Linked DNA regions of Homo sapiens: region 1 is linked to region 2. Evidence: chromatin contacts called from ENCODE Hi-C or POLR2A ChIA-PET data. All regions are on one chromosome and are shown on one strand. The core of a region is the stretch at or near the end of the contact, and the rest is flanking DNA. Distances in the headings are between cores, read along the strand shown.

Region 1 (5,993 bases), core at 2,532-5,031, 85 kb before region 2:
GCTTATAGAGGAGACCAAGGAAAGAGGAGATTTTTCATACATACAACAATAGGGTGAAGCATTTCTTTCCATTAAACATCTCTCCCTTGTTTTCCTTTTTGGCTGTTTCTCATGGACCCTTTCTCTGAGCAGTCTCTGAATCTTGCCCAGCCCCAAGTGCTCCCTCCAGGATCTTCCTCTGGACTCTCCATCTCTCCCCTTTCCCTAAGAAGATCACCCGGGTCCTGCCTCTCCAAGACTGCTCGTGGGAATACACACTGTCACCCACACAAGACAGCCTGCTCAACGAGTACTTGCATCGCCAGCATCCACAGTCTGCAGAGGTCAGCAACAGTTTTTATTTCTGAAACACATAGCTTTTCTCATCCAACTTGCCCAGAAATCCAGGAGGTAGATATCATTCCCATTTTACAGACGAGGAAACAGAAGCCTGGGGAGGTTAAGTAACTCCTCCAGTATCACATGTAATAAGTGACAGAACCAGCACTCAAACCCAGGCAGTCAAGCTCTTTCCCCTCCCCAAGGAGTCTCACAGAGCAGCAGTTTAAAGAACCATGTCTGGGTGATATCTTCTGGTGCTTCTATGAGCATTCATGGAATTGTTGCATATGTGATGTGCAGGTCATGAGAATGTGTGATGTTCTTGCATCATTTTATGCTGCTTTGGACTTGAAGCAGCATTTCTCAGATACAGAAATTATGTTGGCAAGTTAAGTTGGATGACAACTACCTACACCCGTATTTTCTTTTATTAATCAAATACAAATGTAGCTGAGGTATATGGCCTCATTCGATCCTCACAACCCCTTATGAGACTGAAACAGTGGTAAAGTGATTCCTTCTTCCACATTGTGAATTTCCTTCACGGAAAATTCTGAACATACAGTACTTCAAAACGTAAATCTTTTCCACAGTGTCACAGATTTCAAACTAATTATAAATACTACATATAAATGCTGTGTAAATATGACATATACACACACACACACTATAAATGCTATATATTTATATGGTAACATCTAAATGCCAGGTACTGCTCTAAACACTTTCCATAGTAACTCATTTAATAATTACAATCACCCTATGAAGTAGAAACTTATTTTTTTCAAAGATATTTTTAAATTATTAATTTTTATGGCTGCATAGGTGTATCTATTTAGGGGTACATAAGATATTTTGATACAGGCATATAATGCATAATAATCACATCAGGAACTGGGCGCGGTGGCTCATGCCTGTAATCTCAGTACTTTGGGAGGCCGAGGCAGGCAGATCACGAGGTCAAGAGATCGAGACCATCCTGGCCAACATGATGAAACCCCATCTCTACTAAAAATACAAAAATTAGCTGGGCATGGTGGCGTGTGCCTGTAGTCCCAGCTACTCAGGAGGCTGAGGCAGGAGAATCCCTTGAACCTGGGAGGCAGAGGTTGCAGTGAGCCAAGATCGTGCCACTGCACTCCAGCCTGGTGACAGATCGAGACTGTGTCTCAAAAAAAAATAAAAATAAAAATGACATTAGGGTAAGTGTGTTATCTACCACCTCGAGCATTTATCATTTCTTTGTGTTAAAAACATTCCAATTATACTCTTTTAGCTTTTTATTTTTTAAATGGAGTTTCGCTATGTTGCCCAGGCTGAAGTACAGTGGCACAATCTCGGCTCACTGCAACCTCTGTCTCCCAGGTTCAAGCAATTCTCCTGCCTCAGCCTCCCAAGTAGCTGGGATTATAGGCATGTGCCACCACACCGGGCTAATTTTTGTATTTTTGTATTTTTTTTTTTTTTTGAGATGGAGTCTCGCTCTGTTGCCCAGGCTGGAGTGCAGTGGCATGACCTTGGCTCACTGCAACCTCCACCTCCCAGGTTCAAGCAATTCTCCTGCCTCAGCCTCCTGAGTAGCTGGGACTACAGGCGCACGCCACCACACCCAGATAATTTTTTTTGTATTTTTAGTAGAGACGGGGTTTCACCATGTTAGCCAGGATAGTCTCGATCTCCTGACCTCCTGTTCCGCCCATCTCAGCCTCCCAAAGTGCTAGGATTACAGGCGTGAGCCATCGCGCCCGGCCTAATTTTTGTATTTTTTGTAGAGATGGGGTTTCACCATGTTGGCCAGGCTGGTCTCGAACTCCTGACCTCAGGTGATCCACCCGCCTCAGTCTCCCAAAGTGCCAGGATTACAGGCGTGAGCCACTGCACCCGGCCTCTTTTAGCTGTTTTTAAATGTACAATAAATTATTGTTGACTGTAGTTACCCTGTTGTACTATCAAATGCTAGATCTTATCCATTCTATCCAAGTATATTGTTATACTCATTAACCCCACTACCCTCCCCACTATCCTTCCTAACCTCTCATACCATGGTTCTACTCTCTAGCTCCATGAGTTGTTCAATTGTTTTAATTTTTAGCTCCCACAAATGAGAACATGCAAAGTATGTGTTTTTGTGCCTGGCTTATAAAGGTATTTTAAGCAAGACCTTATCTCTACAACAAAATGAAAAAATTAGCTGGGTGTGGTGACACATACCTGTAGTCCCAGCTACTCTCAGGAGGCTGAGGATTGCTTGAGCCTAGGAGGTAGAGGCTGCAGTGAGCCGTGATTGCACCACTGCATTCCTGCCTGGGCAACACAGCAAGATTCTGCAATAAATAAACAAACAAACAAATAAATAAATAAAGGTACTTTAAATTTGAGGCTTAATTTACATACAGTAAAATGTACAAATTTTAAAGTACAATTCTGAGTTTTGACAAATGTATGTACTCATGTAACCATCACCTCAGTCAAGATATAGAACATTTCCATCACTCCAGAAAGTTCCCTGTGCCCTTCTCAGTCTGTACTATGCAAAGAAGCCACTGTTCTGATTTCTAATACGACAGATTAGCTTAGTGTTTTCAGACCTTCATACAGAATTGTAGAGCGGTTTATTTAATCCAGTGCTTTTGAGATTCGTTTATGCTGTGGTATGTATCAGTAGTTTGTTCCTCTTATGCTTAGTATTCCATCATATGAATACATCACAATGTATTATGACTTTGTTTATAGACGTTTGGTTGTTTGTAGTCTTTGGCTATTATGAATAAACCTGCTATGAACATTTGTGGGCAAGTGTTTCGGTGGACATAGATTTTAATTTCTTTCTCTTTTTCTCTCTCTCTCTCTGGTCTCAAACTCCTGGGCTCAAGCGATTCTCCCGCCTCGGCCTCCCAAAGTGTTGGGATTACAGGCGTGAGCCACCGCACCCAGCCTAACTTTATAAGAAACTACCAAATAGTTTTCTAAAGGGATTGTCAATTTGGTATTATTACACAAAAAAAGGAAACTGAGACCCAGCCACGTTAATTGCCTCAGAATAATTAGCCCAGGCATATGTGTTCTGGAGTCTCTCTAGCTGGGGCTGGGAAAAGAAAAGGTTGTGAGGTGGGAGTGAAGAGATGCTAACCCAGGAGAGCCAGCCTCGAACCGTCCCGTCCTGTGTGCTGGGGGAAGAGCCCCGGCTACAGGCAGGAGACAGGGCTGTCCCGGCTGAGCTCTGGGGTCCTGCCCGGGGTTTGGCCGGCAACATCACCCCTCGCCAGCTTCTCGGGCCCCCTGGCTTCCCATTGCTCACCCAAACTCCCCCACTGGGAAGCAGCAGGCGGGCGGGCACAGCACTAAGCTGCCTTCACACCGAGGCGCCCGGGAAACGCGAGGCCAGAACAGAAAGCCCAGGAGGCGTCTCTGCAGATCCTGCAGGGGGAGCCGCTCCCACCGCCAGAGTCTGGCGGAGGGCGGGTTTCCACCGCTTGGAGGGGAGGCGGGAGCCCTCTTGGCCTTGGCGGGAGTGTTCCAGAGCCTGCTCCCCTGACACGGCCCCCGCGGTATACACAGCGCGCTGGACTGTTAGGTCTTTTCTCTTTTCTCCAGTAAGTGATTTTGTTGGAAGCTGCTTACATGGAGAAGTGAGATCACATCGAATAGTAAAATCAAACATCTCAGCTGAATATTCCTTTGGTTGCAAAGACACCAACTCACAGATTCTAACAATAGAGTTGTCGACATTGAAACAGGAGTGGAGGAAATAGATTTTAAATGTTAGCATTTTGTACAGACAGCCATTTGAACCACGAAATACCATCTAACATACAATGGGTAATTGAATAGAAAGCAAACACATTTTCATCAATAAGATGGAAACTGCCTTTTGTTAAAAACCTGAAGATACACTCTGAGGAGGCCCAATTTACCTGGCAACTATGTGCCTTTTTCTGTCTGACTTGTCCTTGTACGTTAATATTTTGATTTACTTGAAAGGAAAAGTTGTAAATATATGAGAAGTGTTCATGATGAAATGGAATGAAAGTCTGAGAGGCCTAATCAACCAGTTGTCTGTTCTCAGATATTCACTGGGTTCCCAGGTTAAACACTGCAGAGGTTCCAAAAGAGGTGAGGAGGGCCAGCGATTGATTTCACTGGGAAGACAAGACTTAGGCACAAGAAGCAATTCGCTATACAGGATGGTCTGTACCATGTAGTTATGTCACTAGTCATGAAGATTCAAATTTTCCTAAGACCACCATCATCCTACCAAAGTAGAATTAAAAGTTCACTGAGCCAGGCACAGTGGCTCATGCCTGTAATCCCAGCATTTTGGGAGGCCAAGGTGGGCGGATCACGAGGTCAAGAGATTGATACCATGCTGGCCAACATGGTAAAACCCCATCTCTACTAAAAATACAAAAATTAGCTGGACGCGGTGGCGCATGCCTGTAATCCCAGCTACTCAGGAGGCTGAGGCAGGAGAATGGCTTGAACCCAGGAGGCGGAGGCTGCAGTAAGCCAAGATTGCACCACTGCACTCCAGCCTGGTGACAAGAGTGAGACTCCGTCTCAAAAAAAGTTCACTGAAATCATGTGAATTTTTTTACATTTAACTTTTTGCATAGGCAATATGTTAACAAGATTCAACCGTCAGGAGATATTTAAAACATTTTCACAAAGTCTCCTTCCTATGGCATCTCTTAGCCACCCTTCCCATCTGTTTTCCTTCTACTTTATTAATCTGATCCCAGAGTTGCTTTATGCACCAACACACACAGAGGAATAAGCTCCCCTCCTTTTTACACAAAATATAGCATACTCTTCACACTGCTCTATATCTTGCTTTTTCCCCTTAATATATTTTAAAGATCTTTTCATTTATTTATTTTTAAAATTTATTTATTTAGAGACAAGGTCTCACTCTGTTGCCCAGGCTGGAGTGCAGTGGCGCAATCATAGCTCACCTAAACCTTAAACTCCTAGACTCCAGAGATCCTCTCACCTCATCCTCCTGAGTAGCTGAGACTACAGGAATGTGCCACCACGTCCAGCTATTTTTATTTTTTCGTAGAGATGGGGCTCACTTTGTTGCCCAGGCTGGTCTCAAACTCCTGGCTTCAAGCAGTCTTCTCACCTCGGCCTCCCAAAGTGCTGAGATTATAGGTGTTAGCCACCTTGCCCAGCTGAAAATCTTTATATATCAGCTTATAGAGAGCTTTCTCATTAAAAAATATTTTTCAAATAATACGATATTATCTCACTGTATGAATGTACCATAACTTAATTTTCCAGTCCTTTTATCTGTGGGCATTTAGGTTGTTTCCAATGTTTTGCCATTACAAACAATAATGCAGTGAATAACCTATTATACATGTCATTTTACACATAAGTTTATCTTTAAGGTAAATTTCTAAAGTGGAGTCTGCTGGATGGAAGGAAGTGCATTTGCAGTTTTGAGAGATATTGTCAAATTGCTCTCTGCAGAGGCTGTCCCACATCACCCTCCTATGCCCTCACCTACAGAGTGTGTTATCAAAGGTTTGGATGCTTGCCAAACTTTTCGTGAAGAAGGTTTTCAGTGTAGTTTTAATTTACATATATCCTACGAATGAGATTGAACATCTTTTCATATATTTAAAGCTCATTGTGTTTTTTTCCTGTGTATAAACTCTTATACCCTTTGC
Region 2 (5,886 bases), core at 1,651-4,150:
CTGGAGAAAACAGGGCCAGGCAAAGCCGGCTGGCCCTGCTGTTTCTGCCAATGCTGGGATTAGGCCAGGGCTCTGGCCCACCTGTCATTTCACTCATTCAGCATGAACATAGCCACTGAGCACTTACTGTGAGCCCCGGGTGCTATTGGGAGAGTTCAGATAAGTGAGAGAGGGTCTTTGACCTCAAAGATCTTACAGAGAGGACCGTATACACAAATAACAGTATACCAGCAAAATGTGAGCTAAGTGTCATGTGACTACTCATCTACTCTTTCAATAAATATTTGTTGTGCACCTATTACATGCCAGGAACTGTGCTGGATGGTGATCATGTAAAGACAGTCAAATCACAGTCCTAGCTCTCAGATTCACAGCCTGCCTAATGCTGGGGAAACTGGAATAAACAACTGTGTGGCAAGCCCATCAGTGCAGATATGCCCAGGGAGAAGGAGAAAGGGGACCCATCCAGGATGGATGAGATGGAGACAGAGGAATGAGGGAAGGTTGGAGAAGAGAGGTCTTCCTGAAGGAGGCAGGCCCTGGCCTGAGGCTTTAGAGATGAGGAAGCAAGAGAAAGTTTGAAGGGCTGGAAGGACTTCCAGAGCTGCCCCAGACCAAAGGCACAGGGATGAGAAACATGGCAGTGAGGACTCCTTGCAACAAGAACACGAACATTCAGCAGGGAAGGAGGGAAGCAGCAGAAGGGGAAGGCCCAGGGGGATCAGAGTCATATTTGCCTTGCCAAGCCTTAGATCTTACAGGTGCTGGGAGCCACTGAAGAATTTGCGGGGAGCTTGATAGTTCACTGGTTCAGTGTAGAGGAAGGGTTGAGGGGCATGGCCTGGAAGAAGGAAGGCAAGTTGGCAGGATGTTAAGATCCAGGAAGTATTTAAGAGATACCAGGCTAGCCTCTGAGAGTGGCTGGGTGGTGGGTGAGGGAAAGAGGCCAAATTCTGGAACGGCCCCCTGCAAGAGTAACCAAGTGGCGCACACAGGGAGAGGAGAGCTCCCACTCGGCACTAGCGTGGCTGTAGGCTCTGGGTACCAAGTGTGGGCAGGGGTTGGGGACAGCCAGGAATGTGAATGGGGCTCTGCACCACCTGATTTCAGGGCTCCCAAACACTGGCCCGTGGACAGGGCTGGCCCGAGGAAGTGAAAAAAGTATGGGCATAACTTCTCATAAATCAAATGTATGCACTTTAAAGAACTATCCTTGGGCCGGGCATGGTGGCTCATGCCTGGAATCCCAGCACTTTGGGGGGCCGAGGTGGGCAGATCATGAGGTCAAGAGTTTGAGACCAGCCTGGCCAATATGGTGAAACCCTGTCTCTACTAAAAATACAAAAATTAGCCGGGCATGGTGGTGTGCACCTGTAGTCCCAGCTACTCGGGAGGCTGAGGCAGAAGAATCGCTAGAACCCAGGAGGCGGAGGTTGCAGTCAGCTGAGATTATGCCACTGTACTCCAGCATGGGCGAGAGAGCGCAAGATTCCGTCTTAAAAACAAAAACAAAAACTATCCTTAAAAGTGCTTACAATTAAATCAATAAGTAAGCATGTCACTTAGAGGTATGAAGTGAATTATCAAAAGAAGCCCCTTAAAGATTCAAAAGTGGTTTTGTCCTGGGAGTGGGAATGGGGATAGGAGGGACAGGGGACTTTTATTTTTTTAAATAAGCTTTTAAAAACTGTAGTATTTTTTAAAACAGTGAACATAAAGCATATACAAAAATTTAAGGGCTGGGCACACTGGCTCAACGCCTATAATCCCAACACTTTGGAAAGTGGAGGCAGGAGGATCGCTTGAGCCCAGCAGTTGAGCCCAGCCTGGACAACATGGTGAAAGCCCGGCTCTACAAAAAATACAAAAATTAGTCTGGCATGGTGGTGCACACCTCTAGTTCCAGCTACTGGGGGGCTGGGGGTGGGTGGCAAGGGGGAGGACTGAGGCCAGAGGATCCTTGAGCCAGGGAGGTCGAGGCTGCAGTAAGCTGAGATCACGCCACTGCACTGGGTGACAGAGTGAGATCCTGTCTCAAAAATAAATAAATAAACAAACAAATAAAAATCCTGGCCTAGCTGGGCGTGGTGGCTCATGCCTGTAATCCCAGCACTTTGGGAGGCTGAGGCCGGTGGATCAATTGAGGCCAGGGCTTTGAGACCAGCCTGGCCAACATGGTGAAACCCCGTCTCTACTAAAAATACAAAAATTAGCCAGGCATGGTGGCACATGCCTGTAATCCCAGCTATTTGGGAGGCTAAGGCACGAGAATCGCTTGAACCCTAGATGTGGAGGTTGCAGTGAGCTGGGATCGCGCCACTGCACTCCAGCCTAGATGACAAAGTGAGACTCCGTCTTAAAAAAAAAAAAAAAAAAAAAAAAAAAAAAAAGTCGGCCGGGCGCGGTGGCTCACGCCTGTAATCCCAGCACTTTGGGAGGCCGAGGTGGGTAGATCATGAGGTCGGGAGATCGAGACCATCCTGGCTAACACGGCGAAACCCCGTCTCTACTAAAAATACAAAAAATTAGCCGGGCATGGTGGCGGGCGCTTGTAGTCCCAGCTACTCGGGAGGCTGAGGCAGGAGAATGGCGTGAACCTGGGAGGCGGAGCTTGCAGTGAGCCAAGATTGCGCCACTGCACTCCAGCTTGGGCGACAGAGCGAGACTCCGTCTCAAAAAAAAAAAGCCTTTTATGAAATGATGGTAATAGAGGATAGGCTTCCCCCAACCCCTCTTCCCTTTCATGTCCTTATTGGCTAAAACAAAACGTCGTTGAGTCCTGAAATCCCAAACTGGGGGCCTTGAACCCCAGGCAAAGGCCATATAGGCTGGCTCCGCGCGTTTGCAACCCAACCCCGCGGGCAGCCGGCAGGGGTCAGGCGAGCTCCATGCGACACTCGAGCTGCGTCTGGCAAGCCAGTGCTGCGCTCGAAGAAGCGCGCTGCCTCGAGGGAGAGGGTCAGAGGAAGGACTCTGGACCTGCCCTAGGCTGGGGGTCGCGACAGATGGCCACCTGGGTCTTAGGTCCCAGCTCCCACCCGGCAGGCAGGGACTGGGAACCTCTCTCCAGACCGCGCGGTGTGTTGACACCAGGTCTAGTCCCATTCCACCGAGGGCAACTCACCTTACCGGTCTTCTGAAAGGGGGCCCTGCGCGAAACCTTGCCTCCTGCACTCGGTTGTGCAAAGATCAAGGATCTCAGACTTGAGAGGGTTACATGGGCAAGGGATTGTTATCACTAGATTATATGGATTTAGAATTAGGACTTAGGCTCCTGGGGAAGCCTGCTTTAGGACTCAGATGGTGGTTGTAGAAGATTGCCTTGCAGACTCACCCTTGGGGATGTGATTAGGTCTGGGGCAGGATCCAGGAACCTGCATTTATTCTAGGTTGCCAAATTTTGATAAGGGGTGTGCTCAGACCACGCTTAAAAAACATCCCAAGGTTCTGTTGCCCTCCCACAGGGCAGGCAGCATCAACAGCAGCGAGCTGCCCTGATAGTGTGACCTGCCTAAAATTGGAGTGGAGTAAGAGCCAGCCGCAGGAAGGAGCAGTGCTGGCAGCTGGTGCTGCAGATTTGCCCAATGCATGTAGGCAACCAAACACGCCCACAAGAACCAAAGTAGACGTGCCCCTTGTTCTTCCATTTACCACTCAGGCTGCATGGTTCATTTTGTTTTTTTTGCTTTTAATTTTAAAACATTTATTTTGCTTCACATATAGAACCAGGAAAGAAATCACCTCCCCAAGTCGACAGGGCTTAGACAGACTGGATGAAGCGCCCCATTTTGCCACATTGTCTCCAGGCTGGTCTCTCCAGCCACACATTAAGCCAGCAAGATGGCCCTTTTAGTCACATTCATCTCCAACATAGCAGGGAGCAAGACAAGGAAGTGAAAGGGACTGCCTATGAGCCCAGGATCTTGCCCTCAGGATGGGACGGAACTGGGGTTGGTGAGGAGCCAACCCCACCTGTCTCAAGCCTCAGGCTAGGAACAGCACTTGGCTGCAGGCCAGGACCAAGAGCCAGGATAGGTGCTGCTGGGCTGAGAACCAAGAAAACCAGTTCCCTCTTTTTGGAACTCGGAAGGGGTGGAACAACCCAGACCCATTCCCTTCTCAGATCACACTCTATCCAGACTGCTGTACAGTGCGGCCCAAAGCTGGAATTCTCAGAACACCCCCATTTTTGCCATGAGCAGATCTGGATTCTAGTTCGTTTTGACCTTGAGAAAGTCAAATTGTGTTGATCTTTTTAAAAACAAAGGGGCGGTTTTCAGAAATCTATAAGCTTCCTTCTGGCTGTAAGAACTTAGCACTCTGGGCTCCCTGCTTCCTTTAAAACTCACTGGGAGATCTGGGAAAGGGAGGCTGAGACCTCTCTCCTAAGGGCTGATTTTACCTTCCTGTCCCTCATGAAAGAACGGGCTGGAGGACAGGAATAGGACCTGGGCCAGCCACTCTCCAAGGACACAAGCTGGATCCAGACAGGAAGCAGCGGCAAGTAGATTGCTTCTCCCCAGATAGGTTTGTTTCACAATATATTTAATACAAAATGGCAGCAGCCACTGTGCAGTTATAACAAAATTAGCCATAGGGTATCTGGAGAAATGTACACAGGCAGCCTCAGCTGGAGTCATGCGAGCCAACTCCGGCCTGCTCGGGTAGGGCCTGTGCCTGCTGCCCAGTCAGCTGTGGGTGGTCACACGGCCAGGACTGGATGGTGCCCGTGGCAGGGCGGTGCACAAGGGCTCAGAGGTGCTGTACAGGAGGAGCCAGTCTTCCAACAGTACACAAAAGCACGCTGTCCTCTGCTCTGCCCCCCCTGCGGACTCAGCAGCATGTGTGTTCATTTATTTTATTATTATTTTTTGAGACAGAGTCTCACTCTGTTGCCCAGGCTGGAGTGCAATGGCGCGATCTCAGCTCCTGCAACCTCTGCCTCCTGCGTTCAAGCGATTCTCCTGCCTCAGTCTTCTGTGTAACTGGGATTACAGGCGCGTGCCACCAGGCCTGGCTAATTTTTGTATTTTTAGTAGAGACGAGGTTTCACCATGTTGGTCGTCAGGCTGGTCTCGAACTCCTGACCTTGTGATCTGCCCGCCTCGGCCTCCCAAAGTGCTGGGATTACAGACGTTGAGCCACCATGCCTGGCCTATTATTTTTTGAGACAGAGTCTCGCTCTGTCGTCCAAGCTGGAGTGCAGTGGTGTGATCTTGGCTCACTGCAAACTCTGCCTCCCGGGTTCAAGCAATTCTCTGCCTCAGCCTCCTGAGTAGCTGGGATTACAGGAGCCTGCCACCACACCTGGCTAATTTTTGTATTTTTAGTAGAGACGAGGTTTTACCATCTTGGCCAGGCTGGTCTTGAACTCCTGACCTCGTGATCCACCTGCCTCGGCCTCCCAAAGTGTTGGGATTACAGGCATGAGTCACTGTGCCCAGCCTATTTTTCTTTCCTTTTTTGAGACAGAGTCTCACTCTATGGCCCAGGCTGGACTGCAGCGGTGTCATATTGGCTCATTGCAACCTCCACCTCCCGGGTTCAAGTGATTCTCCTGCCTCAGCCTCCTGAGTAGCTGGGATTACAGACGTGCACCACCACCCCTGGCTAATTTTTGTATTTTTAGTAGAGATGGGGTTTCACCACGTTGGACAGGCTGGTCTTGAACTCCTGACTGCAAGTGATCCACCTGCCTTGGCCTCCCAAAGTGCTGGGATTACAGGCACACACCACCTTGCCTGGCCAAGCAAGCATATGTGTTCATAAGCTGCTAGGAGCTGATACCTCTAGAAACTGGAAGAAACAAGGGCCAGGGTTTTTTTGTTTTGTTTTGTTTTTTGAAGAGTTTTGCTCTTGTCGCCCAGGCTGGAGTGCAATGGCACA

The links. Hi-C counts contacts between places; a loop is a spot of excess contacts on that map. ChIA-PET counts read pairs that join two places held with the same protein, here RNA polymerase II (POLR2A). Pooled maps may share reads with other maps.
Region 1: a pooled map shows a loop between it and region 2 (3-fold over the local background). The contact joins two enhancer-like sites. A Hi-C loop is called at or near these places in 5 of 50 pooled maps. POLR2A ChIA-PET finds 5 or more read pairs at or near these places in 7 of 52 experiments (A549, Caco-2, H1 and 4 more).

Annotation. Positions count from the first base shown.
Region 1 is chr15:40,504,984-40,510,976 of GRCh38, reverse strand. No RefSeq gene overlaps it. Among named protein-coding and RNA genes, the nearest start is that of CHST14, 37 kb to the right of the region's middle. Within about 2 kb of position 3,781, at least 4 of the 41 ENCODE cell types and tissues checked have a DNase peak (open chromatin) inside an H3K27ac peak, as active enhancers do.
Region 2 is chr15:40,419,090-40,424,975 of GRCh38, reverse strand. It overlaps IVD (isovaleryl-CoA dehydrogenase), which reads right to left. Exons shown (of 12, transcript NM_002225.5): 12 at 3,668-5,886. Among named protein-coding and RNA genes, the nearest start is that of IVD, 16 kb to the right of the region's middle. Within about 2 kb of position 2,900, at least 9 of the 41 ENCODE cell types and tissues checked have a DNase peak (open chromatin) inside an H3K27ac peak, as active enhancers do.